Linked DNA regions of Homo sapiens: region 1 is linked to region 2. Evidence: read pairs that join two places in POLR2A ChIA-PET (ENCODE). Cell type or tissue: MCF 10A. All regions are shown on one strand. Links, peaks and the distances in the headings refer to the core of each region. The heading gives the core; the rest is flanking DNA. Region 1 holds the start of LOC105372884 (a long non-coding RNA gene). Region 2 holds the start of LOC124904500 (a long non-coding RNA gene).

Evidence for each region. ChIA-PET counts read pairs that join two places held together with the same protein. Peaks named below come from ENCODE experiments on the same cell type or tissue, not always from the same donor. Only the 100,000 strongest peaks of a DNase experiment are listed, where the experiment ranks them.
Region 1: POLR2A ChIA-PET joins it to region 2 with 12 read pairs; 3 of 35 experiments call an interaction of 5 or more read pairs at or near these places.

What each region holds. Positions count from the first base shown.
Region 1 is chr1:208,198,445-208,214,434 of GRCh38, reverse strand. PLXNA2 (plexin A2) reads left to right here. Exons shown (of 32, transcript NM_025179.4): 3 at 3,973-4,155. LOC105372884 (a long non-coding RNA gene) reads right to left here and starts at 7,645. Exons shown (of 5, transcript XR_001738428.3): 1 at 5,786-7,645; 2 at 4,767-4,885. RefSeq lists a silencer at 12,817-13,111 and an enhancer at 15,924-15,990. In MCF 10A, for the core only: no CTCF peak of the experiment used is centred there; DNase peaks (open chromatin) are centred at 5,014, 6,144 and 6,654.
Region 2 is chr1:208,122,982-208,138,971 of GRCh38, reverse strand. The region is part of intron 4 of PLXNA2 (plexin A2); the gene reads left to right. It overlaps LOC124904500 (a long non-coding RNA gene), which reads right to left and starts at 12,450. Exons shown (of 2, transcript XR_007066851.1): 1 at 12,341-12,450; 2 at 5,231-11,048. In MCF 10A, for the core only: a CTCF peak has its summit at 6,598; DNase peaks (open chromatin) are centred at 3,371 and 6,581.

The DNA.
Region 1 (15,990 bases), core at 2,022-10,021, 77 kb before region 2:
TAAAAATCAGTCCTACCACTTACTCCTTGTGTGACTTTGGGCAAGTTATGTACCTGGTCTGAGCTGTAAATTTTTCGTCTTTAAAATAGAGATAATATTGTCTTCTTTTCATGGTTATTATGAGGATCAAATGGAAAATTTATGTAAAGTGCTTAGCACAATACCTGGAACATAATAAGCATTCAATAAATGGGCCGCTATGATTATTAATATTAATCACAGTAGTAAAGAGCCAGCTATTTTCTTAGTTATCTTACTGTTGTAAAATGAGGAAGCTAGACTAGATAGTCTTTGGTTTTTTTTTTTTTAACGCCAAAATTTTATGGCCACTGGCCGTAACCAATGTGGAGAGGTGGAGAGGAAATGTAACCCTCCGTAAGGGTTAAATGCTTGCAGAGTCCAGCCTAGTTCCCATAACCCAGAGGGGGCCTTGTCAGGAGGAAACTGCTGATTCCTGCCTGCTTCTGAGCCAGAGGAAAGAGGAAGATGACACTCTTCTCTGCTCCAGAGCAGAGGGACAAGCCTGGGCTAGTTACAAAAGGATAGCAAAGGCACTGGGAGAGAGGTGACAGTGAGTGGGGCCAGGACCTTAGAGTGGAGAGCCCCTTGCCTCCACCCCTTCAGCACCACACCCTTCTGGTGCAAGGGCTGCAAGAGGAATGGCCCCTTAAAGACCCTGATACTCCAAAGAACTAAGACCCAGGGACCCAGAAATATTTTGGTGGCCTTAGAGGGGAATAAGGATAAATGAAAGAAGCTGTGGTCCCAGAGCTTGATTTTAACATGACTCTGGAATAACATGGAAATCTCAGATCAAAAATTTGAGCTCTGATCCCAGAAAAGAGAGGAAGAAGGGGGCTATCACTCATTGAATAGCAGCTAGTCCTAAAGGCTAAGCTTGGCAATTTAAGTGTTATCTCACTTGCTCCTCACAATGACCCCATAAAGCAAGAGTTATCTTCCCCATTTTACAGATTAAAAAACAAAGGCTCACAAAGACTAAGTAAGTTGCTCAGATCTCCACAGCTATAAGTGATAAAGCGGGGATTTGAATTTAGTTCGGCTGTATTACTTCTTAGTCCAGTCTCTCTCTATTGAGCCCTTCTGTTTCCAAGGAAAGCCATACACCAAGCTCTCACCATTTGAGCAAAAGTAAAGGTGCATCAGGTGTTTGGGAATATCTAACAATATATTGAAAAACAACTTGAGGAGGAAAGAAATTCCAGCCAATCCTAAGGGCTTAGGCTGAGAATAAATCTTTTTTTTTTTTAATAGTTCTGGAGATACTAGAATCAATAAGACAGTAGCAAAATCTAGGATTACCAGGTTTTTGCTTCTGTCATCATTTCTCAAAAGCTGACTTGGGCTACGCCTGTGCCCAGACTCTGTGGCCTTACCAGCCCTGCAGAAAGTGGGAAAGAAATGGAAGCCATGAAATTAAGGACTTTTAGAGCTCAAAGGAAGCTTGACAATTACCTGTTCCAATACTTTTACTTTACAGATGAGAAAACTGAGGCTGAGACATGGTACATGACATATCAAGGTCACACAGCTGGTTTCAGTAGAGAAAGGCCTAAAATCTGGATCACTTTCATCTTAGCCAGGGCAGTAGCTGCGTGTAGTGTAGGGATGAGATGAGGAAGAGAAGCACACAATGTAAAAAGTGTAGCTGATAACTCTGACCTGCCTTTCTAGGGAGCTAGAATTCCCGTGGTTGGCTCCAGTGGTGTGCTGGTAAATATTAAATAACTGGCTCTATGCAGGCAGGGGAGGGAGAGGAGTGCTCTGGTTTGTAGCCTCTGCCAATTGCCATGGTATAAATACACCTATCCTGGCTGATTTCAAGCATCATGGGATGTCACTGAATGCACAGTTATTCCCTAACAGCTGGCTTCAGCACACCACAGCTTCACTCCCTTCCTGAGAAACTCATTCCTTCTGCTCTGTGGGGCTCAATATTATCCCGGGTTCAAAAGTCATCTTAACCTAAAAATTTGTTTTATTTCCTGAAGAATATACACACACAAGTGCAGCACCATCATTCCTACCAGTAACAGGAGCAGCAGCTCTCTACAAAACACTGTGGAACCACAAAAAATGAGTCTCTGCTCCTTTTGGGACTGAGAAGAGAAAGGAACGGAAGTCCCTGGTTTAAAAAAAAAAATCATATGCCATAACTTATAAACCAATTATTCCAAAGAAATGAGGCTGTCAACGAGTGATGGTGTGTCAGCCTGCTCTTCCCTGGTGAGGGTGAGAGGAGGCTGAAGGGAGCATGGGGGCAGGCTGTTCTGCTGCTTTCTATGATTTCTACGATAGCCATTTCCTTCCTCCTCTGGGATGCCTTCACAGACCCAGAAGGAACAGCTGCCACAGGATGCGGGGCTCTTTCTGGCCCAGAGCCTGCAGCCTTTGCCACAGGATTCCACATTGTGCCATTAACTGGGCCATGTCAGAGCACTCATTCTGACCCAGCCCCGTGCTGAGCACTGTGTACAGAATGCAAACCCCTCAGCAGCCCCTGCCTCAGGAAGCATTATGGTCTTTGTCTTTCATTCTTTTTTAGATGAGAGACCTAAGATCTTTCTTGAGACCTTAGAAATCATCAATTTAACATTCCCTTTAAGAGCCCTACAAGAGGACCCTGCTTGTCCAAGTTTTCACAACCAGTTAGTAGCAGAACAGGGGATAGGATCAAGATCTTCCTACTTTCTTTCCAGCAATTTTTTTTTTTTTTTTTTTGAGACGGAGTCTCGTTCTGCCGCCCAGGCTGGAGTGCAGTGGCGCAATCTCGGCTCACTGCAACCTCCGCCTCCTGGGTTCAGGCGATTCTCCCACCTCAGCCTCCCAAGTAGCTGGGACTACAGGCACACACCACCACGCCTGGCTAATTTTTTGTATTTTTAGTAGAGACAGGGTTTCACTATGTTGGCCAGAATGGTCTCGATCTCCTGACTTCGTGAACTGCCCGCCTTGGCCTCCCAAAGTGCTGGGATTACAGGCGTGAGCCACCGTGCCCGGCCACAATTTTTTTTTCACTTGCTCAAGGTGATCTTCTTTCAAACATGCTCCAGTCGCTGCTGACAGATACATTATGGAGCCACACCACCACTCTCCTTAAAGGCTGGAAATATGAAGGACACCACCTCCAGAATTCTCTCTTAATTATATTTACCCAAACATTGTTGAAGATCTATAATGCACAATAGTGGAAAGAGTTGGACAACTTAACACAAATCTTTTGCATGCATTATTTCATTTGTTCCTTCACAATTCTATCAGAAAGGTGGGCAGGTATTATTCCAAAGGAAGAAACTGAGGCATAGGTAGATTAACTTTTCCAAAGTATAAGGTACTGTTCGATATCATTATGACACTTCTGATCTCTTTCCAGTATGGAAAGATAGTAGGGAGCTAGAATTCCCATGGTTGGCTCCAGTGACGTGCTGGTAAATATTAAACAACTGGATAGTTGAATGGCCTAAAATTTCTTGCACCCAAAGGGAGACCCTACAGCCCAAGAAACAAACAAGAAACCCTTTCTGGGCTGGTAGAAATCCTGTAATGTTGCCTTTAGACTGATTATCCACTGAAGGAACTCTTGTCTGAAATAGAAAGATCCCACAGAATGCCATGGTCCTGAGGAACATTAAAATAAATAGAAAATGAGTTCAGGCACTTAGCTTTACAAATTGATCCTGGTTCTCCTGGCAGAAAGGTAGATACAGGTGACGCCAGCTGAGTGGAAGGTTGCTGCCTGTTCTTTCATCTGGCTTCATAAGAACCAACATGGAATTTGTGGGTGAGCTGGTGAGAAGTTTTTGTCTGCAGCTTGTATTAGGGCCCCTGAACTCCCATGTCTGCCTCTCTGAGGCCTGGTGTCCTAAGGCTGGAAGTTGTGGATATGGGTCGTGTAGAGACTTCACCATGCCTCCACTGTTACTCACCCCAATTCCTTCCGCTTCCCTCCAGCCTGTCCCCATCGATGATAACTTCTGTGGACTGGACATCAACCAGCCCCTGGGAGGCTCAACTCCAGTGGAGGGCCTGACCCTGTACACCACCAGCAGGGACCGCATGACCTCTGTGGCCTCCTACGTTTACAACGGCTACAGCGTGGTTTTTGTGGGGACTAAGAGTGGCAAGCTGAAAAAGGTAAGAGTCTATGAGTTCAGATGCTCCAATGCCATTCACCTCCTCAGCAAAGAGTCCCTCTTGGAAGGTAGCTATTGGTGGAGATTTAACTATAGGCAACTTTATTTTCTTGGGGAACAAAGGTGAAATGGGGAGGTAAGAAGGGGTTAATTTTGTGACTTAGCTTCTAGCTACTTCCTCCAGCCATCAGTCATTGGGTATGTAAGGAATGCAAGCGTATTTCAATATTTCCCAAACTTTAAGAAAAAACTTTAAGAAGGTACATCTGCAAAAGCAAAAAAAAAAAAAAAAAAAAATTGCTCTTCATTCCCAAATCAAGCAAAACTAAGTTTTTGATTATGTGCATTATAAATCTCCAAAATCGCAAATCCCTCCCTAGAACCTGTAAACTTGATTATACTGGTCTTTGTTGAATTCAGAGAAGTTGGTTGAAGCAGATTACTGGTCCCAATTCTAAGACCTGGGGTAAACGGTGGGTGCTGCTCTCTGATGGTATATGATGCCTGAAGAAAACACCATTCTCCAGTCTTTCCTCTTCCTGCAATCACAGACTCTTCCCTTCCCAGCTCCCCACCCAGATGTAAGCTGCCAGGTGGAAGTAGACATTTTACCTTGCGCCTCCCAGGGTACTTCTGCCAGCTGGAGGGCACAGGCTGTCTGGGGATGGCAGCATGGGAGGCCTCTTGTGCAGCAGGCTGAAGCCAACAGCTTGTACCAGCTTGTCTAGTGCCTAGGGTGCAGAGAGGGCGCACAATCTGGTTCATTATGTGGGATTAGAGCAGCCACATTCTTTCCGGTCTCAGCTAATCCCTTTTCCCAAGCTTACCCTCCTGCCACCTTTCCCTGGTCCCAGCACCTGTGGATCAAGGAACATGCAAGACCTCACTGCATCTCACCCTTTGATGTTGACATCACCCTGGAGCTCTTTCCTCCTAATCCATTTAGAGCCTTGGGAGGGATGTTGTTTGGAAATGTGGAAGGAGGGTAACCTGGAGTGAGCCCAAGGAAGAATTTCTATGTTCTGCTTGTTCTGAATTACTGCCAGGGGAGGTGAGAAGAACTGGTCTGGGTTCACCTAGCAGTGCTAAACCCTCCAGGCTTCTTCTGGTTCTCATGATACCAAAGATATTTAACCATTTCCTCACTTGCTGTAGAGGTTCCTACATGTTCCTCTTCTGTGCCCTCCACTCTGCCTGGGACTAGGGACCCTAGCTTGGCTTTTCGGCACATGGAAGAGAGAAAGAATGTGGTCCTTGCATTTGCTTTTCCAAAATGGGAAGGGAAGGAGTTGCTGTGTGAAATTCTGCTAAGATTTAAAAGTGGCTTCTACCAAGAAGCAATTCAGCTTGGAACCCTGAGGCCGGCTACTTCCCTGCTCAGCCAGGGTCACCATATCCAGTTGAGCAAATTGTGCCTGGCCTAGGAGGATTGTGTTAACGGGCCTAGTGGGAGTTGAAATCCAGCCTGAGCTCTCCCTGTCACATCATGTACCCTGTGGTATAAACATCTGCTCATGGGACTTCTCTTACTAAGTCATCTACCCATAGGGACCACCTTTTCCTAAATGGCACACAGGCTCTCTAAGGGCCAGCAGAAACCACACAGGCTAGCGTGAGCACCTTTCCCCTACCTTCAGTCACTGCTCCAGGTCATGTGTGTCATTCTGTCTCCTTGATTCTCTTGAAAGTTCTGTGAAAGGCAGGGGTCATGCTTTTTGGACTGTTCCCTTCTTCCCCTTTAATCCTGTCACCGAGTGTTCACTCATGGGATAGGCTTCAAAACTGCTTTGAAAAATAGAACCATTCTTTAAGGAACCTTAGAGATTGCCTGGCCCAATACTCTCATTATTTGACAGGGAAACTGAGGTCCAGAGAAGAAAATTGACTTGCCCAAGCATAGAGATCTAGGACAAGTTGCTTCTTGCCTTGACACCCAATTTGGCACCATTTTTACTTAAAGAAGTAGCTCTAGAGCCCAGGGAGGGAGACTGAGAATGATCTTCAGGTCCAGGCTTGCTACAGAGGTCAGCTAGGGGCCAGTGCTTTCACTCTCTTCAGATCTAGATGTGAATTAAGGAATCAGTGTTTGCTGAATGGATGGATGGATGAGAAGTGAATAAAGGAAAAGGGACCCAACCAGATACAAAGGGACCTTGAGTTGACTTTCCCCATATCTCCATGCATCGTGCACAGCACACACTAGGGGCTGCTTGGCATCTATCCAAGTCACACACCTGAGTTGGCCAAGTTCTCCTGGCCTTATTGAAACCCTGACGGACAAGTTACTGTGGAGACCAGTCAGCAGGTTCAAGGGCAAAGCTGGGGGCGTGGTTACCCACAGCTTGTTCTGACCTGTGATTTGGCTGCTTCTTCTCACTCTTTGCTTGGCCTTTCTTTGGCGGTTTCTATGAGCTCATGACACCCCTCCTTCCTCCTCTGTGCAGCTCACCCTTCCTTCCCACCCACGCTGCTTTGAGGTACTTGACATTCATACCCAGGCCCCTGCTGGCCTCCCATCTACCAGCTTACTTGCTCCCACCCCTCTCCAGAGAAATAACCCATGAAGAATTTATGGAATGTCCCCAGGAAACCCTACTATGGTCCAGGCCCCATAGCTCTTTCAACACAGGAAGGAAAATAAAGAAAAAAAATAGCTAAGAGTTTGGAAAGGGAAGGGAAGCCGGGTGCGTCAGAACTACTCACTTCTCCCGGCGTCTGTCAGGCTGTCCAGCCCTCATCTACTGTGGTCTGTAGGAACAGGATGTCCCTGTGTATGTAAGTTTAGAGGAAGCAGAGACTTGCTAGAAGTGATAGGACCACAGGGCGCTCTTATGTGCTGTGTCCACATAGCTGCTTATACACTGCTTTCTGCAAGATGCATAGAGAGCACCCTAGACAAGACCACTGCCTTCTGAGCTGCAAACATGTGGAAGGAACAGACAGAATAAGGTTAAGTCCCCAAAACCTGTATGTGAGGCCGGGCACGGTGGCTCATGCCTATAATCCCAGCACTTTGGGAGGCCGAGGCAGGTGGATCACCTGAGGTCAGGAGTTCAAGACCAGCCCGGCCAACATGGTGAAACCCCGTCTCTACTAAAAATACAAAAATTAGCTAGGCGTGGTGGCACATGCCTGTAGTCCCAGCCACTTGGGAGGCTGAGGTGGGAGAATCGCTTGAACCCAGGAGGTGGAGGTTGCAGTGAGCCAAGATCATGCTACTGCACTCCAGCCTGAGCAACAGAGTGAGACTCCATCTCAAAAGCAAAACAAAACAAAGCAAAACAAAAACAAGAGTTTGAGACCAGCCTGACCAACATGGTGAAACCCTGTCGGTACTAAAAATACAAAAATCAGCAGGGCATGGTGGCATGCACCTGTAATCCCAGCTACTCAGGAGGCTGAGGCAGGAGAATTGCTTGAACCTGGGAGGTGGAGGTTGCAGTGAGCCCAGATCGCGCCACTAGCCTGGGCGACAGGGCAAGAGTCTGTCTCAAAAAAAAAAAAAAAAAAAAAACCTATATGTGCAATGCTGCATAAGCTAAGGGTCAGTGCATTGCAGGTGATAAGAAGACATGCAAAGATTCACCATAAGGGTGGAAGAATTCAAACAAAACAGCAACTATAGTGTGATCAATCTGCAAAGCTTTACTGAAAAGGAAGATTACCAGGGTCTGCTTATAGACTAGATGAGACAGAAGAACTGATGAACTGATGAGTTGGGGGAGAGAAGGGCATTCTAGACCTTGGGTGCCACACTGAGAAGGTACAAAGCATATGCAATGAAGGTCCAACATTCAGAGAAGCTCAGAAGACTTGGACAGGTAAGAGGGGAGGGAGAGCCCTGTGAGGCTTTAAGCCCTAAGGAGATCAAGTGAAAAGGATCTTGGGATTTTAGCGAACCGTGAGGTTGACATGAGCCAACTCTGTGATATATTGCTTCAACAAAGTTAGTCTTCATCATGATAATAGAAGAACAGCTTCTATGTCACGAGACACAGTGACTCCACTTTACCTTGGAGATAACATCGCAAGAGGGTGTTAAGCAAACTCAAGTGCCAGATAAACAAGAGCTGGATCGATGTGGGAATCATGCTATGTGAAGGGAAAAAGTGAATAAAGCAGGACATAGAACAGCTGTCTTTACATAACATAATTTACTGAGCACTTATTATGTGTCACATGCTATTGAAGAGCTTTATATCTGTTAACTCATTTACTCTTTATATAACTCTATGAGGTAGGTGCTATTATCACCTCCATTTTAAAGATGAGGAAATGGAGGTCAAGAAAGGTTAAAAAATAATAATAAAGTCACACAGCAAATAAAATGGCAGAGCTAGGACTTGAAATGTGATTACCTGGTTTTACAATCTGCTGGCTTATCCATTAAGCTATGGAAGATGAATTAGGCTTATTCAGTGTGGCCCCAGAGGGCAGAACAGGGCCACTGGGTAGGCGTTACAGCAATGCAGCTTTCCCCTTCATATAAGGAAGACGTTTTTTACAGCCAGACTGTCCCGTGATGGTGAGAGCTGACCCAGGAAGGAATGAGGTCCTAGTCAGTGGAAATATGCAAGCAGAGACTGGATGGTCACCAACCAGGGTGCTGTCAAGGGGATTCCTGCATCAAATCTCAGATCTTCTCAATGATACTGCCACTGTTTCTCTGGCTCTGTCAGCAAAGCGTGCGATGAAGGAGGACAGGCTGAGGCAGAGAAGAGGAGCAGAAAAGGGAAGACCAAGGTCCCCTGGGTGTGGGCTTTGGAATGAGGCTGGTTTTGAGCCTGCCCTTAGTGTAGCAGAAAGCCCCTCAGGGTCAGGTAGGAGGGGCTTGGCACAGACAGGGCAAGGCATGGCCTGGATGATGAGGACAGGCAGGCCTAGGGCCAGATGTAGGGGAGGGAAAAGCAGGTTATCCTGGGGTCTGGGTCCAGTTCCTCATGACAGCATCCCTCCTGGTTAAGAATAGGCAGTGGGAGTCCAGATGATAGAGATTAAGTGCAAACACCAAAGCAGATGGAGATGGAGGAAGAGTGGCAACAGGAACTGGAAACTCATTTTACATGATTTTCCAGGTTTCAGGGCGGAGACAGGAGGCAAATCAAGCTCATGCCATGGGGCAAAAGAGGGAAGAAGTCAAGCTGAGCAAGTGAAAGATGCCAGGACAATGGAAGGAAGGACTATCTTGGGTTAGGGTGAAGTTCCTTTGGTTTCTTCCTTCCATTTGCAGCTGCTAAACTGCCGCCTCAACCCAGGTTTCACATCCCTGCAGGGCTCCTCACAGAAGCTGGGGGGTAGTGTTTTGCCGAGGCTCTCTAGCCTCTTAGTCCCAGGGACCTTAAACAGCAGCAGATGCTGCTGGCTCTCTTTTCCATCCCCACCAGAAACCTCTTCTGCTGCTCAAGCATTGTGACATGTCCTTTATTCTGTCCCTTCAACCACTATGCATGGCACCCTCCTAGACCCCACAGCATCTGGCAAGGGAGCAGCTGTTAAGGTGTCTACCTCCCTTGAGATTCACAGATCTTTGAGGGCAGGGGCCTTCCTTTTCACATTCATCACGCCATCCCCACTGCCAGATACACATTAGGTGCTCATGAAAGTGATCTCAAATGTATTGGGTGCCTATTCTATGCCAGACATCTATTTGTACGAATTGAAATAGAATCAGACACCAACGGTGACTCCTGTTGATGTGGTTGGTTGCGAAGGAAGGAAGGTATGATGTGTTGGGTAGGTCAGTGAGGGGAGGAGGAGGGTTGGCGTGGCAGTGGCATGAGGAGTCAAGGAAACAGGACAACTTCTGGTGGGTAACAGGAAAGGAGTTTGTTTTCTGGTTAACAACATCTGGAAGAGGGTGGGGTGGTAATCTCAGAAATGTTGGCTGGAGGAAGGGGACAGCATTTACACTGTTGCCTGGAGGGCCCCAGAATAGTACAGACAGCCATCTGCTTCACCTGGATCAGATGCAGGCTTGTGTATAACAGGGGAAGCAGGAAAGAATGCCCAGGGAACCACTGCTTCCCCCACCAGTCTCTGTATGACTCTTGGGATGTTTTTGCAAATCCTCAGAGACTTTCCAAGCTCTGGGGAGGGCCCCGGCCTATTCTGGCACTACCTTCTTTCCCATTAGCTAATGGTGGCTGCTGAAATGCCTGTGAAATTCTTAAAGGAAAATTCTTTCTGCCTTTCCCTAAGGGACATACCAACCCAAGGTCTCCAGTCCCCAGCCCACAGGAAGCCCTGACGTCCCAATTCTATTCTTCTCTTTGTAATCGCACAAACGATTTACTAAGCAAAGCCAGGAAAACTGTGAGCTTCTTGCAGTAGCAGCTTAGGCATTGGAAAGAATCCATCAGGAGCACCAAAGTATTAACTCTCCTCAGCCCTGGGGTTATTACTCAGTTATTTGATAACACTGACTGTTTACAAGATACGTTTCCGTGGTTCTTTTCATCTTCCTCAAATACTTCAACTGAGGGTGCTGATCGCCCCTGCATCTTTACCCCATTTTACAGATGTAGGAAACTGAGCTGTAGCTATACTAAATGTCTTGCCCAAGGTTATATGCTCACCCCCACCCTCCAATGCCAATATTGACATTGGCATTTAGACTTTCTCCCCAAACACACTAACCTGTTACTTGGCTCCTCTCGTGGGGTGGAGTTGCCTTGGCGGATGGAAGGCCAAGTTGGATGAAAAGCTGAGAAACATGCCTTTCTCTCTGTGCCAGCCCCACCAAACAATAGCCACTCATTCCTCTGAGTGGAAATGATTCACTTGTCTCTCAGTATGAACCCTTGATTGAGTAAACAGCCGGAGCTGCAGGTCCACATCTAAGAGACTTAGTGGCTCTCCTGGGACCTGAGACCGCCCATCTGATACCCTAACTCGCCCAGGCGTCTCAGCAATGCTGGACACTGGGGTGGTGGGGAGTAGAGACCCTCTCCCCTTCCCCAGAGCCTGCATGGAAGGGGTGGGGTGGTGGTTCAGGGAGCTCACCACCACATCCCTAGTAATGAGTTTGGCTCCCTGCCCGGGCTCCCGCCGCCAAGCTCGCTGTTTGTTTTGTTGTTCTATAGGCCTCTTGGGTCCCCAGAACTGGTCTTCTGAAAGCTGGGAAAGGCTGCATTTGGTTGGCACAAGAAAGGGGCATATTTACAGAATGTCCCACTCCCACCCGTCTTGACACACACACTCTGGCCAGCACATCTCCTTGCTTGACCATGGCAGGTGTAGACAGGAGATGTCGGCTCTGTCCAGATCCCCAGCAGACCCCAGGGAAGGAGGTCCTGATCTCCCAGAGTCATTCTGAAAGGGGAGAAACTAAAGACTCATTTATTTTTTGTACTTTTTGTGTAGTTTCTAATATACTTCAATCTTGGACAATTCTTGTATGAGGCCTCAGGCTGTGTATTCAGCTGGCTGTTTTGCAGTCTTAAGGTTGAGCTCCTGCAGCTCGGGGCTTTATTGCCAAGCAGGTGAAACACAGAGAACTGTGTTTTATGGATGGGTGGGATGGGCGTAATGATTCAAGCTCACAGAATACAGGTGACCTAAATAGGCTATGCAAAATTTTCAAGAGGCCAAGGTGCTGGTGTTTACAGAGGTCTTATCTTTAGGAAAATACAGACCCTTTTACACCATTAAGCCTTGCCTGTCTGTGGATTTTGTACATGGACCTGGATCTCTGAGTCGGAAGGGACTTACAAAGACCACCTGGTCCACTCTCCTGCCTTCGGGTAGGGACCAATTTGCATAACAAAGAGTATAGGGGCTTTGGAGAGATCCAGTCCTGACTCCATCCTACTAGCTGTGTGACCTCTGAGCTTTAATTTCCTCAATGTAAAATGAGGACAGTTCTGGTACCGGCATCATAAGATTACAGTAAGGATTAAATGACATAATTCATTATTGAACTGATATTTATTGAATATGTACTGTGTGCCAGGAGCTTGGTATAAAGCAGTAGAAAATAAAACTGTCAAAAATGGCTGCCCTGGCCAGGTATGGTGGCTCACACCTGTAATCCCAGCACTTTAGGAGGCCGAGGCGGGCTGATCACCTGAGGTCAGGAGTTCGAGACCAGCCTGGCCAACATGATGAAACCCCATCTCTACTAAAAATACAAAAATTAGCCGGGCATGGCGGCATTGTGCCTGTAATCCCAGCTACTCAGGAGGCCAAGGTGGGGGAATTGCTTGAACCTAGGAGGCAGAGGTTGCAGTGAGCTGAGATTGCACCACTGCATTCCAAGCTGGGGGACACAGAGAGACTCCATCTCAAAAAGAAAAAAAAAAAAAAAAATTCTTGCCCTGATGGAAATTATCTGAATGTGGGAAGTCAGACAAACAAAGTAAGTAATCACAATATATATTATGTTTAGTGGGTGATAAGTGCTAAGGAAAAAATAGATCATAAAGAAATAATTCATGGAAGGGATGGAGTGCAGAGCTTGGGCACATGGGCATATGTGCATTTAAATATTACTACAATTGTGACTTAACTTGTGAACTTCGATTTTTTTTTTCCTGTGGAGTGGGGTAGTAATAAGCACTTTGCATATTTGTTGTAAGGATTAAATAAAATCATGTGTAAAAAGTGCTTAATATGGTGCTTGGCATGCAAGTGCTTTCTATTATTACTGATATCTTTGAGGCTTCCCCAAAACCCCACTTCTTCCCTGGCTCCCTGGGGTAGTGATGCTGTCAGATCAGGCTCCTTTTCAGTGACATGTTTGCAAGGTCAGACGGAGGAAGAGAATCCTGTCCCCTACTCCCAGCCCTGAGTCATGGGAAAAAAATACTTAGAAGACGGGACCAGCTGAGCCGAACTAATCTAATCCTGCTGGACTTTGGCATCCAGTTGCATTAGTCACCAGTGAGAGGTTTCCCAGTCTCATATCACCAAACAATATGTACTGACCCCCTCCCCAGGGTGGGGCTGAAGGAAGTGTCAGTTGCCCTGTTGTAGCTTCGCAGAATTAACTAAAACAGGCCCATTCTCCCCCTTTGCATGTCTCCACACCAACCACAGTATCCTGTGCTGCACAACTCTGCCTTCGATGAATTATGTGATCTGAGGGGACCTCAGTTTATTCATCTGGACCACCCATGCCTGCCTGGCAAGATTGCTATGCGTATCAGACATGGAGGATATATAATGTCTAACACAGATCTTGACATAGGAGATGCTTAATAAATGGCAGTCATTGCTGCCTACCACCTCTGTTGCTGCTAGAGTGACTCCTCCTACTAGTATTACTACTACCACTCCTGTACTATTACCATGTTTTTCTGCCACAGTCCCAAATTCTCTTTGATTCTATTAGTTCATTAGTCCCATATAATTTTCAGATGATCAAGAAGGATTGGAGGCCAGGCGCGGTTGTTCACGCCTGTAATCCCAGCACTTTGGGAGGCCGAGGCAGGCAGATTGCCTGAGGTCAAGAGTTCAAGACCAGCCTGGCCAACATGGCGAAACTCCGTCTCTACTAAAAATACAAAAAAAAAAAATTAGCTGGGCCTGGTGGCGGATGCCTGCAATCCCAGCTACTAAGGAGGCTGAGGCAGGAGGCAGGAGAATCGCTTGAAGCCGGGAGGCGGAGGTTGCAGGGAGCCAAGATTGTACCACTGCACACCAGCCTAGGCGACAGAGCAAGACTCTGTCTCCAAAAAAAGAAAAAAAAAAAAAAAAAAAAAAAGAAGGATTGGGATATTTCACTGCTCTGTTGCAGATGGTGATTCTGAAATTCAGAGATTATGGACTTACTTGGGGTCAAGTTGTAAATCAAGGGAAGATGTGGAAATTGGAACCAGAACGACAAATACTTCAGGGTGGAGATGGGCCCAGCATATACCTAAGTCACTTGTGTAGCCCAAGATGATCAAGCTAAGAGCTTATGGCTACTTTAATGTCTCTTTCCTTCTTGCTAGCATGTGCCTCTCTGTCCAGGGAGGCAGGAAATACATGGAGATGAATGTGGTGAAAATGAATCTGGAGCTCTGGCCTTCTGAGTCTCTTCCTGTGGTTCTATTCTTCTCCTGGCCTCAGCCTCCAGAAAGGTTTCTAGGCTCCAAGGTGGGAAAGAAGTTCAGGAGCTGGTGCCGTTGGGTTGTCCCAATCAGCCATCCCCATCCTACCCTGTGTTATGGTTTCTATGGCAAAGGCTGAGTGTCCCCCAGCTAATCTGGAAGGAGAAATGGCATCAACAGGCTTTAATAACAAATCTGGAATTCCCACGCTTGACAATTGAGGGGAAGAGGCTGGGGAATTGGGGTTAAGGCCCCCAGGGGATAAGATTGACGCTATCAAGCAAGATCAAGAGTGTTCCCTTAAATGTGTATCATAGATTTAGTAGCTGGAGGGGACCTCAGAAAACTGATCTGGTCTACTGACTTTGGACAAGTAAGATGCGTATTGTTCTATTTTATGAATGAGTTAGCTGAGGCCTAGAAAGGTGGAGTGATCTGCTGAAACTCACCCAGGTTCTTACCCACGGAGGCAAGACTGGAACCCAGGTTTTTGAATTCCAATTTTGGGGCCCTTCCCTATATCATTTTAAAGGACTTTTTTTTTTCTTTTTTTTTTTGAGACAGAGTCTCACTTTGTCACCAGGCTGGAGTGCAGTGGCGTGATCTCAGCTCACTGCAACCTCCAACTCCCTAGTTCAAGCGATTCTCCTGCCTCAGCTTCCCAAGTAGCTGGGATTACAGGCTCATGCCACCACGCCCAGTTAATTTTTGTATTTTTAGTAGAGACGGGGTTTCAACATGTTGGCCAGGATGGTCTCGATCTCCTGACCTTGTGATCCACCCACCTTGGCCCCCCAAAGTGCTGGGATTACAGGCGTGAGCCACTGCGCCCGGCCTAAAGAACATTCTTTCTGCACAAAACATCAGACTGACCTCGGCCTCTCTAGCATGCAGGCATTTCCTATGCCGAACTTAAAATTGATCTAGGGATTTTTTTCCCTGGAGCAAGAATCCAGCTGAGCTTCTTGTACCAGGCCTGACCATACAACCTTGATCTAGGGTGACCAGGATCCCTGAGCCCTCAGTCCACACATCTCAGGGATCTTACCAGAACCTGCCCAGCAGGGAGGCCTACTTCACTTCTGGCCTCAGGGCTAAGAAGTTCTGACAAATCAGAAGAACACTGAATTGGGACCCTCAAGTCTTACACGTTAGTCTTCTCTCTAGGAATGCCACATTTTTGAATGGGGATAGGCCTAAAAGATCCACTATAAATTCAGCACTTACTATATGCTAAGCCCTGGGCTAAGTGTTTTGTTTTGTTTCAGTTAAGCCTCATCAACCCTTGCAAATTGTAAAAATCATTAGTCTTGTTTCCATTTTACATATAACAAGCTGAGGCTCAACAAAACTAAGTAACTTGGCAGAGTCTCAATGCTACTAATTGGAGAGCTGGGATTTGAATCCAGAGCTCTCTGACTCCAGACCTGTGCTTTTAACCACTAGCTTTTTAGCATTCAATTGAACTTCTCTACGCTTCCATATGTCCACGTGTAGACTACCACTTGCCTGATGGAGAGCTGCAAGAAGATGCACGAGAGAAGAGGGGAAGGGCTACCTCTTTGCACCCTTTTGAGTGAAGGTGCCCTGGAAACTCGGGACATGGCAGCTGTCACCTCGGCACACGCTGTCTTCCTTGTGTCCCTCTCCTCAGGCCTCCTCCTCCACCTTCCCATCCCTCTCGGCCTGGGTCACAATGCGCGGGGTGGCAGCCTTTTGTGCCACACACAGTCCCCAGCTGACTCCCCTTTCTCCAGGCATCATTGTTTGCTGTGAGCTTTCTGAAGGAGAGACAAAGGAGT
Region 2 (15,990 bases), core at 3,103-11,102:
CACTGCAACCTCCGCCTCCTGGGTTAAAGCGATTCTTCTGCCTCAGCCTCCTGAGTTGCTGGGATTACAGGTACATGCCACCACACACAGCTAATTTTTGTATTTTTAGTAGAGCCGGGGTTTTGCCATGTTGGCCAGGTTGCTCTCAAACTCCTGACCTCAAGTGATCCACCTGCCTTGGCCTCCCAAAGTGCTGGGATTACAGGCATGAACCACCATGCCAGAGCAATTTAAAATTTTTTTTATGGAAATAGAGATGGGGTTTCACCATGTTGCCCAGGCTGGTCTCGAACTCTTGGGCTCAAGGGATCCGTCCACCTCGGCCTCCCAAAGTCCTGGGATTACAAGCGTGCGCCACTGCGCCCGGTCAGCATAATGTTCTTAAGGAGAGATTTATGAGGCCACATGTGCTCATATGAGCATCTTCGCTGAAGGGTCAACATTGTAGAGAAAGCTGGAATGCTGGTTTGGTTATGGATATGTACACATGCTCTCGACTTATGATGGGGTTGCCTCCTACTCAAGCCATTGTAGGTTGGAAATATTGTAAGTCAAATACATGTTTAATACACCTAACCTCCCAAGCTCATAGCTTAGCCTCACCTACCTTAAACATGCTCAGAACACTTATCTTCACCTACAGTTGGGCAAAATCATCTAACACGAAGCCAACTTTATAATTAAGTGTTGAATATCTCATGTAATGAATTGAAGAGTGTACTGAAGGTGAAGGAGAGAGTGGCTGCATGGATACTTGAAGTACAATTTCTACTGAATGTGTATTGCTTTCACACCACTGTAAAGTAAAAAAACCATAAGTTGAATCATCGTAAGTTGTCTATTTTCCTACTTTGAGACAGCAATTTAAGACTTTCAAGTTCTCTAAAAGTCCTGAGACCTTTTAAGATATCATGGGAATGGGTTTTTCATCATTTCGCTCTAAAACAAATCTCTGGGCAACCTACTCTCATCCCTGTCTTCCACCCTGCCCCAACCCTTGCCTCTCTGTTCCCCCACCCATCCTCCAAACATGACACATGTAATATTCTTGGGGCCGTGAGAGTGGAACACATAGTGAGAGTAAAACCAAGTCTCTGGTCTTACATTCTGCCTAGAGAGGTTTTCATCTCCCCACAGAGCTAGAACAATCCAATATAGCACTCATGTATTCTCTTTCACTCTCAATTAATTAATTAAATGTAATTAAGAAATAGGACTAGTAAGTGTTGGGTCGTTAGTGTCACTGCCTAACAAGTCAATGGTAATGTACTGTTAATAGATCTAAGACCGGCCAGTCCCAGGGGAAAATTTGGGAACTGATTCCCCAATCCTATTAATTGCCCAGGTGCTCCACTGAGAGGATGCCTGGCTCTTTCCTAGAAAGTCTGCCCCAGCTTCACTGACAGCGAATCAGCAGATGTTATGGGCATGCATACAAGTTGCTCCCATATCCTCAGTGTGTAATGGAAGTCAGACAGCGAGTCAAGGGAAAATCAGGCTATGAGCCAAGTGAAAAACCAAGCAACAAGATGAAAAGAAACTTGATAGCCCCAGTTTTCACCCAACTTGTCAGGCTGGCCACTCCTAGAAAAGGAGTATAAATCTATACACAGGGTGGATGGGAAAAGAGTATAGGGATGGAAGCAATTATTCTATTTTATACTTTAATTAGTTTGCATTAGCAGAGGGAATAGAGGCATGAAATGATCCAGCGAAGGGTGAAATGGAAAAAGGGAGTCACAGTGGAGAATGGCTCCGTACAGACTGGAAAGGGCCTTGGGAACAGCAGAAAGGATGGTGATGGGTGTGTGTGTTTGGAGTGGGTGCTGGGGCATGGGATTCTGTTCTCTACTTCAAGGCCTGGAGAGGCAAAATAGCATAGATGTTAAGAGCTGGCCCGTGGGAGTCAGGCCAACCTCCATTCCATAGACACTTACTAAGTATATGGTTTTGATAATGTTATTCAACTTCTCTAAACCTCAGTTTGATCATCTGTGTAATGGGCCTAATGCAATTGTTGTGAGGATTGAGAGAATGCATATAAATCACCCAGCATCATGTCTGACACATAGTGTTTTCAAAAGGTGGTGGTAATTATTATTACTAGTAGTAGTCTTAGAACTTCTTTGGAACTTCAGAAAGGGCTAGAAACATCTCCACCACAAATTATGGCTGGCACAGAGTTCCCAGTTTCAGGCAGTGGCCTCCAACTGCCATTCCTCCTGCTTACTCCCAAGCGCTGCCTCAGAAGCCTCTGGCCTGGCCAAATGACAGCACTGAGCTGAGTCTCCCATAATCTGGTATTTATTTTAAAAATCCAGGAATGTGCCTGGCAGACTAAACAGTCCCGCTCCCCTCAATATACAGGCAGGCAGCCCCAGGCCGATGTGTGAGGCCAGAAGGCCAGGATAGCAGGCATCTGTGGAGAGAAGGGAGGAGGAACCTGTGAGCCTGGGGCTGCATGCATGGACACCGGGCCAGAAAGGGAATACCTATGGGGCTTTTCATTTCTGGTTTCTCCACGTAAGTAACAAAGTCTCACGCTCATTGTGAAAGATGGGTCTGCCACTCTCCAGGTAGTGAACATTCAGACCCCAGTTCCGAATGTCCTAGATGTACTAGTAGTTGGCACACTGTTCTGGTTATTTACTGCTTTGTAACAAACCACCCCCAGGTTTGGGGATATTTTTAAAAACACATTTTATTATGCTCAAAGACTGTGTAAGTCAGGAATTCAGATACGGTGCACTGAAGACGGCTCATCTCTATTCTATAATGTCTGCAGCCTCTGCTAGGATGACACAAATGGCTGGGACTGACTAGAAGGACAAGGGGCTAGAATCATTTGGAAGCTTCTCCCCCTACATGTCTGGGAAGTGGAAGCTGGGATCAGTTGGGACTGTTGACCACAGTGCCTTAGACAAGTCCCTGCCATGTGTGTTGGGCTTCCTGACAGCAGGCGGCCCCCAAGACAGTCAGAATTCTTGCTTGTGGCAGCTGAGGACTCCAAGAGTGAGTACTCCCTATAATGAGGTAGAAATTGCATCGCCTTTTTGTGACTTGGCTTTGGCAGTCACGCAGTCGGTCTGCTTGCCTCTTCCCTCTGCTGCCCAACACCCATGTGATTCTGATGCGTGTGGTCCATGAACACACATTAAGAACATGATTCCCCAGCTACCAAGGTCATGGAATCACAGAGCATCAGAGCTGGTAAGGACTGTAGAGAGCACCCATTCTGACCCCAGATAAGAAAGACGAGGCCCAGAGAGCACCCTGTTTAGCTGCCCCATCAGCATTGTGCAACACCCAACGCCCAGCTGGAGTCATCAAAGCTGGACTGATTTCTTCAAACATGTGGGGAAGTACTGACAACTTTAAAGCTTGCTGTTGATTTGCTGAAGGTTGTGTAAGTCCTACCTGAGGTCTATCAAATGCCTGTGGGCCCTGAAAATGCTTTCAGGAAGGGTTTGCAGGAATCCATCAGTAGCAGGATCACACTGCCTGGAAATTTTCCCATGGAGGGTATGCTGCTTATAAATAGCTCTCCAGGCAGTCTTCCTGTGGCAATATTGTCTCATCTTGCACAGGAGCAGGCCTCTCAGTGACTTACCTTCAGTATGTGGGGGAGTGGGACCTCATCCCCATGGATTACAGGAAACTGGCTTTTTAACCACATCTGTTTAACGTAATTTAAAAGAGTTGGGGCAAGGAGACTGTCAGCTTGGAGTTTCAGAAACAAAAATTATTTGGAAAGATTGTAAAGCCACCCTTTCCTGAAGGTCTTAAATGCAGGAGAGACCCCCCACCACCCCCTAAGAAATTCTCTGCATTGTTTGAAGACCCTACGCAGTATCTGGGGAGAGATGGAAGGACAGGCCAGACCCTTAGCATACCATCCACCAATGTCCAGCAGCTGCACCAGAAAACTAATTGTGGTTTCCTCCATTTGGAGGAGGCCCTGTCAACTACTAACCCGGATCTAGAACCAAAAATAAGAATCCTTTTCAGAGGTGCTATTGTGATACATGGGGCAGTAAGTCTTCTACCTGTAGCCAAAGCTACTGAACTGTTAAGTCCCTAAGGCACCTAAAGACCTTGGGGAAGGGAAAGAAAAAACGTGGGGAGTCACACTTCCAGATGTCCCCTGCTCATTTATTTTGACATCTCAGACTATTATTTTGATTGTGCACATTTGTTTAGTCCAGGCGATAAGGCTTCCCAGGGTGCAGGCAGAGCATGCCAAGGTGTATTTTTACAAGGCGGGCAAGGACTCAGTAACAGGAGACCTCCCTTCTGCCTGGGCTGGGAGGCCTTGGCTGAGCCTCTGGGGAGGAGGGAATGTGAGGGGGCAGGGAGGAGAGTTGAGCCTGAGGGACTTTGGGGAGAATTACAGAGTTTGCGGATTAGGAAAGTGAGGATAAGCGAATTGCTGCTGCACTTTTGTTTTAAAATGTGTCACTTTCAATCCAAGGCTTTGATGCACATGTGTTTCTGGTTAAGGATGCAGGACCCCAGTGTGGCCCAGGAGCTGAGCACTCACATCAGTGCCTTTCCCAAAGAAAGGGCGGAGTCCTGCCTCCCACCTCCCGGGGCTGTGGGTGCAGGCAACAATGACCACCTCAAACCCGGGTTTTGATTTTTTCCTCTTTCTTTCCCCCATTTCAAATGTCAAGGAACAAAGAGGCTGATAGGGAGCTGATTCTCTGGCTATTAATATTCTCATCGGAGTATTTTTTTTAAATAAATATTTTCACATGAGGGAAAGGCAATGCAAACCCACCCTATTAATCAGACACTTGGCTTGCTGTATTTAAGAGAGAAAACTCCAGCCTCTTATTTTGAAATCCTTTGGTTTGGAAAGAAATGATTGAATACAATGCCCAGGCTGGGAGAAGTGGTGCCAAAAACCTCATTTCTCTAAATGGGCAAGGGGGTTGGAGACTCTCTAATCCTTGATGAGGGATTTGATTTTTCTTTCTAGATAGGTATTGCTGAAGGATGACACTGACTGCCCAGAATCATGTTCCTATGACCAGGAGATGGGAAGTTACAGTGTCTCACCAGAAGGAAACTTACCCTCCTTCATTCTTTTAAATATGGGGAAACTGATGCCTCCAGAGAGGAAAGTCATTTGCCTAGGCCATCATCTGAATTACCAGAAGAATCAGGGTAAATCCTGAGTAACCTGGTCTAGCCCAGCATCCTTTCCCAACTTGACAACAGTTTCACTCAGCACAGACAAGAGTGAACACTGTGTTTAAAAACTTTTAATTAGCAACATTAAAACAACCTAGGCCCAAGAGAGTTCCTGAAGATGTTCCGAAGGGTCAAATTAAAATAGGGAAAGATTTGCATATTGTTTGCATATGCAGACTCATTCATTCAATAGACCATTAAGTGTTGACCATGTATAATGCATAGAGCTGTCCACTGACAAGTCATTTGCATATGTAGATATAGATAGGGCTGTCTTTCTAAGTAATATTCCAGCAAAAGTCTCCTTCTAAATAGGGCTGCCAGGAAGATAAGTACCTTCTTGATTTCTTTTTGCTGTTTTCAATGCAACAATAGCACTATTACGTATGCTTTTGTATAGCAAAAAATAAAATAGAATCCCTGCCCTCAAGGTGGTCAAATTCTGGAGAAGCGCAATGATGTATAGATAAATCACAAGATAAGGTTATTTATTTGTACATCAGAGCAATGCTGTAGAAGAGATGTACTATGTATTCAATGATTAAAGTAACTCATAAACGCATACCACCAGGAAGGGACCTGTCCTGGTTCCCTCCCTAATTGGGGTCACTCGGGGGACTCACCCTCTCCCTAACACAAGAATCCAGAGCTGGTTTATCCAGAGATTCTCTAGTGAAGAGCAGCCCTTTATTTTACAGAAGAGGAGATGAGAGGTCTGAGGGGGCAGTGACTCCGGAGAAGAAAGGGTATACCAAGCCGAATGTGGAGAAGCAGACAATGATTGACTATCAGTAGTTTCCTGACAGCCATGGGGAGCAGCCAGCCTGGGTTCAAGCCCTGGCTCTACTGCTTACTGCCATGTGACCTTGGGCAAGTTGCTTCACCTTTCTGTGCTTCAGTTACCTCACCTGTAAAATGGGCATAATTATGGCATCTGTTTGAAGATTAAATTAATTAATGCATAAAAAGCACTCTGAAAAGTACCAGGAACCTACTACCCGCTTAGTAAATGGTAGTAGTAGTAATTATATTTTTACAGTTGTGCCCCCATACATCATCATCAGGCCAAGCCCTGCAGGTCATGCTTTGCAAACAGCCACACCTAAAAAAAGCTTAACCACCCTGCCTTGCCTCTCAGCCCTACCTTATTTAAGCTGTGTTGAAATCTAACTAATATTTTTGCCGTGTTTTTCTTATTTTAGTTTACAAACATGGCCTCAGCTAATACACCAGTCCTATGAGATAAGTATTATTGTCCTTGCCTTTTTTTAACAGATAACAAAACTGAAATTCAAACTGACTAAGTAATTTGCCCAGGGCCACCAAGCTGTCCAACAGCAGGGCTGGGACTCCACCCCACACCTCTGAAGCCAAATCCACACCTCTTCAGCTTCCTGAGACAGCGCCCCCTGGCTGCCCTGTGGCTGCAGAAGGCTCCTCCCCTCCTGCTCTCCCCACACCCGGCTCCCAGTTAGGAAAAGGGTTCAGAGGCGGCTTTCTGGGCTCCAGGAGGCCAGCACAGACTCAGTAACTCCTCATTTGACACCTTCAAGGAGATTGGAGTAGTGCACTGTTTAGTTTAAAAAACCAATAAAGGAAAGCAAGCACTGCCCCGGGCCCTACATGGACAGTCAGGGGAAATGCCTCTGCAGGTGGTCAGAATGCAGGGAGAAAAAGCACCTCGCCCCAGGAAGTTACCGCGGAGTTTCTCCTGCGCAGCCAGCCAAGCGCCTCACGAGCATGATCTCCCCTCTTCACAAGAACCTGGGAAGACAGGTATTATCTCCCCCGTTTGACAAATGAGGAAGGCCAGGTGCAGCAATGTTGAGGGATCTGAGCTAGGTGTGTCTATGACTTTTAGGAGGCATAGCCGGGAGTGAGGAGCCTGTCTGTGTGGCTGCAAAGCTCCTGGACTGCTCGCCCTCCCCTAGCACCAGGAGAGCCCATGCAGAGACCCCAGCGGGAGACATCATGACTCCTCTGCATATTTTCTTACCCCCATCCAAAGCTCGTCGGTCTGGCAAAGGAAAAACCTTTTCAAGGAGGGCAGCTGCAGAACACATGTGAGGCATTGAAGCCCCGATTCAGCTTCTCTGGTGCTGTTTCAAGTGTGAACCATGCAAACCCATATCAGCTCAATCCCTGGCCCTAAGTAAGAGGTTCTCAGACTCAAGAAAGCCTCCTGTGTTCCCCATCTTAAGTCTTATCCAGCCAGACACAGGGGGCCCCGGAATGACACCCCAGAGCTCTGCAGCCTGCTTTTCAGCTCCTTCCAGGAGCGCTCCCTTGTGTTCCCTGCGTTGAGTTTCAGTAATTGAATGTGTTTTATTTAGACCATAACATTTAGTGCCACTTTGGATTTCCAATTAGGCTTCAATCAGATGCCGAGAGTCTGATTCGTTTTGTTGTTTTGATCAACACGAAAGATGGCAACATCAGAGGAGCCGTCATGAAAAGTTACTGCCATCCACTGATGACTAGGACGGTTTCTGTAGTGTGAAGATGCAGGTTCAGAGGTGTCGAGAGCGGCACCATGCATCAGGAAGAGGGGCAGAGGCAAAGGGGAAGTCAGTGAACCCCTGGAGACAAGCGCAATTGGAAGTCCTGGGGTGCGTGGCCGGGACTTGGCAAGGTCCCTCTGTATGTGGGCCAGGGCTCTGGGTGCCCCTGAGGGAGGGGAAAGGTGTTGGTCTCCACCCCAGCAGATTTCTCATACAAATGGTTCAGGCTTGAACAGCTCCTCTCAGGCCTTTTATCCAGGGACATCTTTGTGAACACAGGGTTCCCATGAAGTGGGAAGCTGACCACCACTTTTTGATTTCTTTAGTGAAGGCCTCTGAACTCCTCAGCCAGAAGTGACCAGCTGTACTCATTTACAGAAATATGTGGGGGGCTTTTTCTCACCACCTGTGAGTTCTGGCCAGCCACTGGCACATGCTGTCTGTCAGATAAGGTTTCTCAATGGGGTTGATCCTAGGGACAAAATTTGGAATCCAACTTTGAACTGCCAGGGAGTTTGTTGCGGGAGGGAGGTGGCAGGATGGCAGAGGGGTGATGGGAGAGTGGCCGGGGAGGAGTAGGTAAGAGTCTGCCTGTGCCAATCATCAAGAGTCACTCACCACACATCTGAGTCAAGGTCAACTGGAGCCTCATTTTCCCCATTGATAAAATGTGTTTGAATGCCCCTTGCGGCAATGACATTGGGTGCATTCCTTCTAGCCATGAATGTGTATGGAATGGAGGCTGTGTGCACAGCGCTCGGAGGCTGACCTGGGTTCGAGTATGCATGTGCTTGTGAGAACAGAAGTTGGTGGGGTTGGTGAGTGAGATGAGAGCAAACGTTCCTGTGTGTTCTGGGGGTGTTAGTGTCTACACTATGTTAGTGTTAGTGTCTTCACTATGTTAGTGTTAGGCTCTTTCATATGCCATTGCATGTACCCACTGGGGGAAATGTGTGTTCAAGCCCTTCTCCTCCCAGCTTTACACTGTTTTTAGAGCCCAGCTTGGCTGCATTTCCAGCTGGCCCTTTGATCTTTCTGTAGCAGGCCAGCTCAGGGACTCAGCTTTTCAGCCGCAATCTCCACTTCATAGAGTGCATGCCTTGTGGTTAAGTTCCCTGAGCCTTTGCCACTGTGCCTCAAGTTACCTCCCTCACCTCACCTTGTTCCCCCCAGTTATGACTGGTCCCCACCTTGCAAACAGGTTGGGGTTTGAAACTCCCACCAGGTGATGAGAAGGCTGACTGTGTCATCAGCTGTTGGTGACTTAGCAAACAGTCTGGGTTCAGCCTCTGTCCCTCAACTAATATTTAATTATAAGAAAGAGGTGGGCAGAGATGCAAGCCAGGTAGAAGGAAGACAGGAGAGGGAAGAATGAACTGAGATGAAAAAAATGTTCTAGCCACTTAGCCATTAAATAGCTCATCAAACAGCCTTTGAGGACCAACTGTGCTCACAGCAAAGAGCTTATCCTTGCACTATCACACATACATATGGAAAATAGACAAGTAAGTAGTGAGTTACAATACAGTATGCAGAGTGCTGGGATTACAGGAGAGGGCACCACCCAATATAGCCTGTGAGTCAAGGAAGGCTTCCTGGAGGAGGTGATGCTCTAGGTGAATCGTGAGAGGGGAGGGGCTCACCCAGTGGAATAAAAAAGCAAAGAAATATTGTTCAAGTTAAGGAAAGCTTGGGAGTGTGAGAGAGTTTGGTATATTCAAGGACTATTTCCCAAAACTTGATACTGGCAGAGCTGAAGGCAAGGATTAGGAGGCATCCATCCTCACAGAATTTCTGCAGCATGCAGGTGAGCAGCCTTCAGGGGGGCTCAATCCACCCACCTTTCCTAAGAGGGATTCCCCCAGCCCCAGCTGCTACAACATAGAACTTGGTAGGAAGCCATCATGCACCCAGCCCCTGGTGCTCTCTGTGGCAAGCTCACCAGCAGGTCCTCTGGACATACCCTGTATCTAAGTAACATCATCAGGAAAAAAGATGCTAGCTCTGGCAGAGCTCCAGTGCTGAAGCCCGTTGTAACCTTGCCAATCCCCTCCCCTCAGGACAGCCATTTCTCTGACTGTACAGCAAGGAAGATCTCTGCCCATCCCAGGTTCATGGAAAGAGGATAAAGGAAATGAGATAGTGCACCCATTTCAGGCATTCATTGTATCATTTCTGCAGCATTTATTACAGGCAGAGACCTTGCCTGTCTGGGCTGCTTCTGTCTCCCCAAGAGATACCACAGCATTTGGTACTTAGTAGGTACTCAAGAAACACTAGGGCTGGGCGCAGTGGCTCACGCCTGTAATCCCAGCACTTTGCGAGGCTGAGGCGGGTGGATCACGAGGTCAGGAGACCATCCTGGCTAACACGGTGAAACCCCGTCTCTACTAAAAATACAAAAAATTAGCCAGGCATGGTGGCGGTCACCTGTAGTCCCAGCTACTCGGGAGGCTGAGGCAGGAGAATGGTGTGAACCCTGGAGATGGAGCTTGCAGGGAGCCGAGATCGCTCCACTGCACTCCAGCCTGGGGGACAGAGAGAGACTCCATCCCAAAAAAAAAAAAAAAAAAAAAAAAGAAAGAAACAGGAAACACTTGTTGGAGCTTAGGAAGAAAGAGAGGAGGGGGAAAAAGGAAACAAAGGAAAATATCTATGAAAAGGAGGCATTCTAGTTTACTGTAAGGCCTCATCTTGGGAGGCAATTAGAATTGTATTCAAATCTTGGCTCTATCACTCTTTGATATGGCCTAGCGTATCCTCTCTAAGCCTTGGTCTTGTCTTCTGTAAAGTGGGGATAACAATAATACCTACCTGATAGGACTGCTGAGAAGGTGAAATCCCTATACAATGCCTGGGACAGTGTGAGAGCCAAACCCTCAGCCATGGCTCTAGCTAAGCCCTGTGTTTTCTCCCTGCCTCCAAGGTAATCTCCCTCTTTCACTACCATGGAGTCCCCCACAACTAACACGTTGCCCATTTTTCATCCTTAAGTCATCTGCCAGTTGCATCTATTTCTAGCCTCTGTCTTATGAGACAAGAATAAGGAAGGAAAACAGATAACTGTGGAGGCTCATTTGCCAGTTGTCAGCTCCTGCCGTCAGCTGGGCTCTCTTGTCTGCTTCTCCCTGGGTGCCTGGAAAAATCATTGTGACCTTTTATTTACTGGTTGATCTAGTCAGTTCTTGGCTCCGGATCTCTCTGCCCGCCCCTCAGGCTCCCCGCAGCTCTCCCAGCCCTCCATCAGCCAGTGTGGGTTCCCTGACTCCCAGGCAGAATCATGCTGCAAGATGGGCAGGCTGTGCTGGGCCCTCGGAGCCTGCCTGTCTTCATGATCAGATTCCTAAAAACCTGTGGGCACAGAGAGGAGGGGCAGTCAGAGCTATTGATCTTCCCTACTCGCTGCTCCCGCCAGGGGGGATTTCTACTGCAGATTCTCTCCTGCAGGCCTCTTCTTCTCACCCCGTTTTACTGAGCAGCTAAACTGAGCTTGAGGCTAGCGAGTGGCTGCCCCGGAGTTACTCCGTAAGTCAGCAGCATACTCTCTCTCTTGGCCCCTCATCCAACTTTTTGAGCTTTACCAGGTTGTTTTCATCCTTTTCCCTTCATCCTCTTCTACTCCCTACATCAGCTCCCAGCCCGGCTGGCTGGCCATGGCCAGCAGCTATTTCTGCTTTTCCTTCTCTTTCTCCCTGGGACCAGCCATGCATTTCTCTGCAGCTCCTCTGAGCCAATTGGACTGAGGTGTGCACCTCGGGAAGTGGAGGGTGGCTGTTGGGAATAGGGACAATTGTAGTGGTGACAAGGAGACAGGAGGCTAACAAGTGTGTGCTGACAAGAAGACATGCCACATTGGTCCCTGGAAGGCCAGGAATGAGCCAGGCAGACCCAAACTATGTCTTGATTGGCTGCAGGAGTTAATGGTGTATACAGCATAAATGTGACCTTTTATTTACTGGTTGTGAGTAAATAAAAGGAGTATGTGTATGTATGTGTGTGTACATGCACACATATGTGTATCATACCCAAATCAGCTTCTGCAAAAACAATCATCCAAGGTAGAGTATGGCTTTCTCACTCCATTTTCTTCAGGCCATCTCCTTGGACTTCCCAAAGTTTTCATTGCCCATGTTGGAATTGGCAAGCCTTATGCCTCCCTCAAATTTGGAGAAAGGAGTTTTAAAAGCCTCTTGTGCAAGTCAGCTCCCTGCTTCCCAAGCTCTCTTCTTGGCCCTTGCTGTCAGCATCAATTTTCTGCAGGGAGTGATTTAACCTTCGTTTATTCATTAATTCCTTTTTCCTCTTAACTTCATTAGGTAAGTTTTATAAAGGTGCTGAATTGGAAAGGTCACCTGTCCCTGGGCCCAGGACACAGTGTGCCTGCCTCTCTTCTTGTGTGCTTCCTTTCAGGAGTGCTTCTGAGGTAGGGAGGTGAGGAGAGTAGCAGAAGAGAGAGTGAGAGCAGGGCCTGTGCTCTGGGAAGGCAGGGCAGGCAGGAAGATACCATAGGCTCTGAACACGCTTCCAAATTGCCTGCTTACTGTTGGGAGGCAGGATGGCATGGTGGGGAGGATAGGCTCTGTGTTAGGCACATCTGGAGTCCTGGCACTACCCTTCCTAAGCATCAGCCTTCCCCAAGTTACCTGTCCTCATTAAGCCTTCGGTTTCCTCTTAGAAAAACTGTCAATAATGCTAGAATCCACTCCATCAGGTTCTTGCAAGGATTAAATGAGATGCTTCATGAGCATAGTGCCTAGAACACAGCAAACATTCAACAAACAAATTGAACATCTTTTTAAAAAGATCTTCAGTTTTCCAATACAAGCCTTGGTAGCACTGGGCAGTCATTGGATCATGGACCACTAGAGACTAGTGTGCAGAAAGTCTATTTGATTCCCCCAGGCAAGCTAAGCCCACATAGTCTGTGACTGACCCTATCTCCAGAACCACAGGAAAAGCCTGTGGTTTCCTCATGGGGGAGCCAGAAAGAACCAAACCACCCCATGGGGTCAAGGTTGCTTCCCAGGGTCTAACAGATTTCTGCAGAGAGTTAGGGTAAGCTAGCCTCCTGCTCACTGCTGTCACCCTCTGAGACCCACCCACCAATCGTTCATGGTCGTGGGCCTTTTTTCAAGTCCCTGAGGCCTGCTGGGCTCAGCTGCTAACCATCTCATCTTAAGGAGCTGTCTCTCTCATTGCCAGCCTCCCTGGAAGGAGGGGATGCAGTACAGACTAAAGAGCATGCAGGTGTTTTGAACTTGCACAAAGGTCAGAATATCTGCCTGCTGCCATCTCCATGTTGTCTTTCCTCCTGTGACCGCAACAGAGCTCAAAACCATCTCAATCCACCCCAATCACAGTGAATTCAGTCCTCTGAATTTCTCTAACTCTTATGGTAAAACTGCCTGTCCGGATCTATCCATGTGGTGTCTTCCCCCATCAGGCTTTAAGCTACTTGGGGAGCGGATGCAGGTTGGAAGCAGCCTATCCCCTCCCAGGGCCATTTGTGCAGCCAGAACTCAATCAGGTGTTTGAGAAAATAATTTTAATAGAAAAGTACAGAGGAAAGCGGGCAGGCAAACCTGTTCTGTGTGCCAAGCTGAGAATATTCGGTTTGAATATGATCACAGAGGATTACAAGAATTAATTTTATTTTATCTAATATGCTTCGAATTGGGCTTCTGGAATTCAACATGCAAATGTATGCTCCTAGTGCAAATTGGAGCATGCCCAGATTAATGGAGAAAATTCTCATCACCTTGCTTTTCTCAGAATGCGATTTCTCTCACCTGGGATCACTTATTTGTTTGCCAAGGATGAACCAAGGGGTAAATTCTGATGGAGGAAGGAATCTGAGGGCTGGGTAAATCTAACCAGTGCCTTCCCCATGGCAGATGGAATGAAGAGAGATGCTGAGCAGTGGATGACAGCCCTTCAAAGAGCATGGGGACTTCAGGGCAGTAGCCATGGGAAGTCCAAACTGCTCCTCTGGTCCCAGACCAGCCTTCACTGGTATACAGATCACTTCAAACGCATTGTGTTAGTTCCTGTTATCCTCACCTCCCGGATTTAATGAGATTCTTGGGCATCGTTAATAAACAATGCCTGACCTTTTTAGAGTGGCAACATTATATTATTTCATGAAATATGGCCCTACACAAAAGGCCATTTGGTATAGTTATTGTTACATTTTGAAGTGAATTTGGGTCTAATAATGAATTTGGTTCTGAGACTTTCACAGTATCCATTGAGAAAACCGGAGATACTAGTCACTGAATAGCCTAAATAGAAAGTGACCAGTGTTTATACCCGAATGTCATGGCTATACCCCATTCTCTGAGCTTCTGCCCTCGTTCTCTAGCTGTGGCCTATACCATTACTGCCGTGCCTGGCCACTAAGGACGCTGTGACACCAGCTTGGCCTAGCTGTGGACAATTTCCTCTCCCTATAATTCAAGCTAAATCAATATTTGAATGTATAGGAAAGAAAGAAGGCCTCACATGTATAGGAAATTTATTTTCTCAACCCTCTTTAGTTGGGCTTGCCTAAAACATAGGGTATCTCTGGTTCTTTTTTTTTTTTTTTTTTTTTTTTGAGACGGAGTTTTGCTGTTGTCGCCCAGGCTGGAGTGCAATCACATGATCTTGGCTCACTGCAACCTCTGCCTACCGGGTTCAAGGGATTCTCCTGCCTCAGCCTCCCAAGTAGCTGGGATTACAGGCGCCCGCCACCACGCCCAGCTAATTTTTGTATTTTTAGTAGAGATAGGGTTTCGCCATGTTGGCCAGGCTGGCCTTGAACTCCTGACCTCAGGTGATCTGCCCGCTTCGGCTTCCCAAAGTGCTGGGATTACAGACGTGAGCCACCGTGCCTGGCCTGGTTCTACTTTTTAAAACAACTTTTATTTAAGGTTCGGGGGTACATATGCAGGTTTGTTATTTAGGTAAACTCGGGTCATGGGAATTTGTTGTACAGATTATTTCATCACCCAGGTACTAAGCCTAGTACCCAATAGTTGTTTTTTCTGCTCCTCTCCCCCTTCCCTCCCTCCACCCTCAAGTAGGCCCCAGTGTCTGTTGTTCCCTTCTTTGTGTTCATGAGTTCCCTTCATTTAGCTCCCACTTGTAAGTGAGAACGTGTGATACTTGGTTTTCTATTCTGACAACCACTGGATTGGTTCTACTTTTTATGAAGTTCAGTTTCTTTACCAGTGGCCCTAGACTAACATCTAGTGGCCACGGGGCAATGTTGGTAGACGTCAGTGCAGAGTGAAGCTGCACACACAACATAGGCTTTAAATAGTTTCTCTCTCTGGGGTCAACTAGATGGAATAGATACCTGGTCATTCCCGTAACTCTCCAAGTAGCTTCCCTTAGGGACACATCTCACTTCAGTTATAGAAGAAAGGTGGTTTATGTTTTCTAAGTCCAATGACTAGCCGCGTCCTTTTCAATCCAGATTAGAAGCTCCTCCAACCTCAGAAACTGCGTTTGGCCCAAGGGTACTGCTTTCTGCTTTCCCGCATCCTAAGGCTACAGTCTTAACATATAAAATTACTTTAAACATAAACAATGACAGATAACCATTAGAGGAGAGTCATTCTTTTACATTGTAAAAATTGAACTGGGAATTGTCACTTTGGAGAGGTAAGAGAGAGACATATGGACAGACTACCAGGAGACCCTTATTTGTCTCTTAACATTAAATCTAAATCATAAAAACCAAGAGACAAGAGACCCTTACACTTGGAGCCTATTTCATTTTCTTTTTTTCATGAGAGGTGTGTGGAGGGTGCAAAAGGCCCACACTCGAAAACATCATTTCACTGTGCTTCGGTTTCCCTGATGGTAAAAATGAAAGAATCCAGCTGCCTGATATCTTAAGTGTGTATATTAATGACTAAACTGGATCAGTGGGATTTCTTGGGGTGAACAGTGGGACAGTTTCCATCATGACACTTGCTTATGTGGGAGGATATTAAGCTCCTTTCTTTCACCTTCTTGCCTCTGAATTAGGAAATTTAGGAAGTTACTAACATAGGCTACAATATGGATGAACCTTGAAAACATCATGCTAGAAGCTAGTCACAAAGGATCACGTACTGTATGATTCCATCTCTATGAAATGCCCAGAATAGGTGAATCCCTACAGACAGAAAGTCGATTGGTGTTGCCTAGGGCTGGGGCAGGCAGGAGGGAATGGGAGTGACTACTAATGGGTATGGGGTTTCTTTTGGGGGGATGATGAAAGTATTCTGAAATGGATTGTGCTAATGGTTGTACAGTTCCTGAA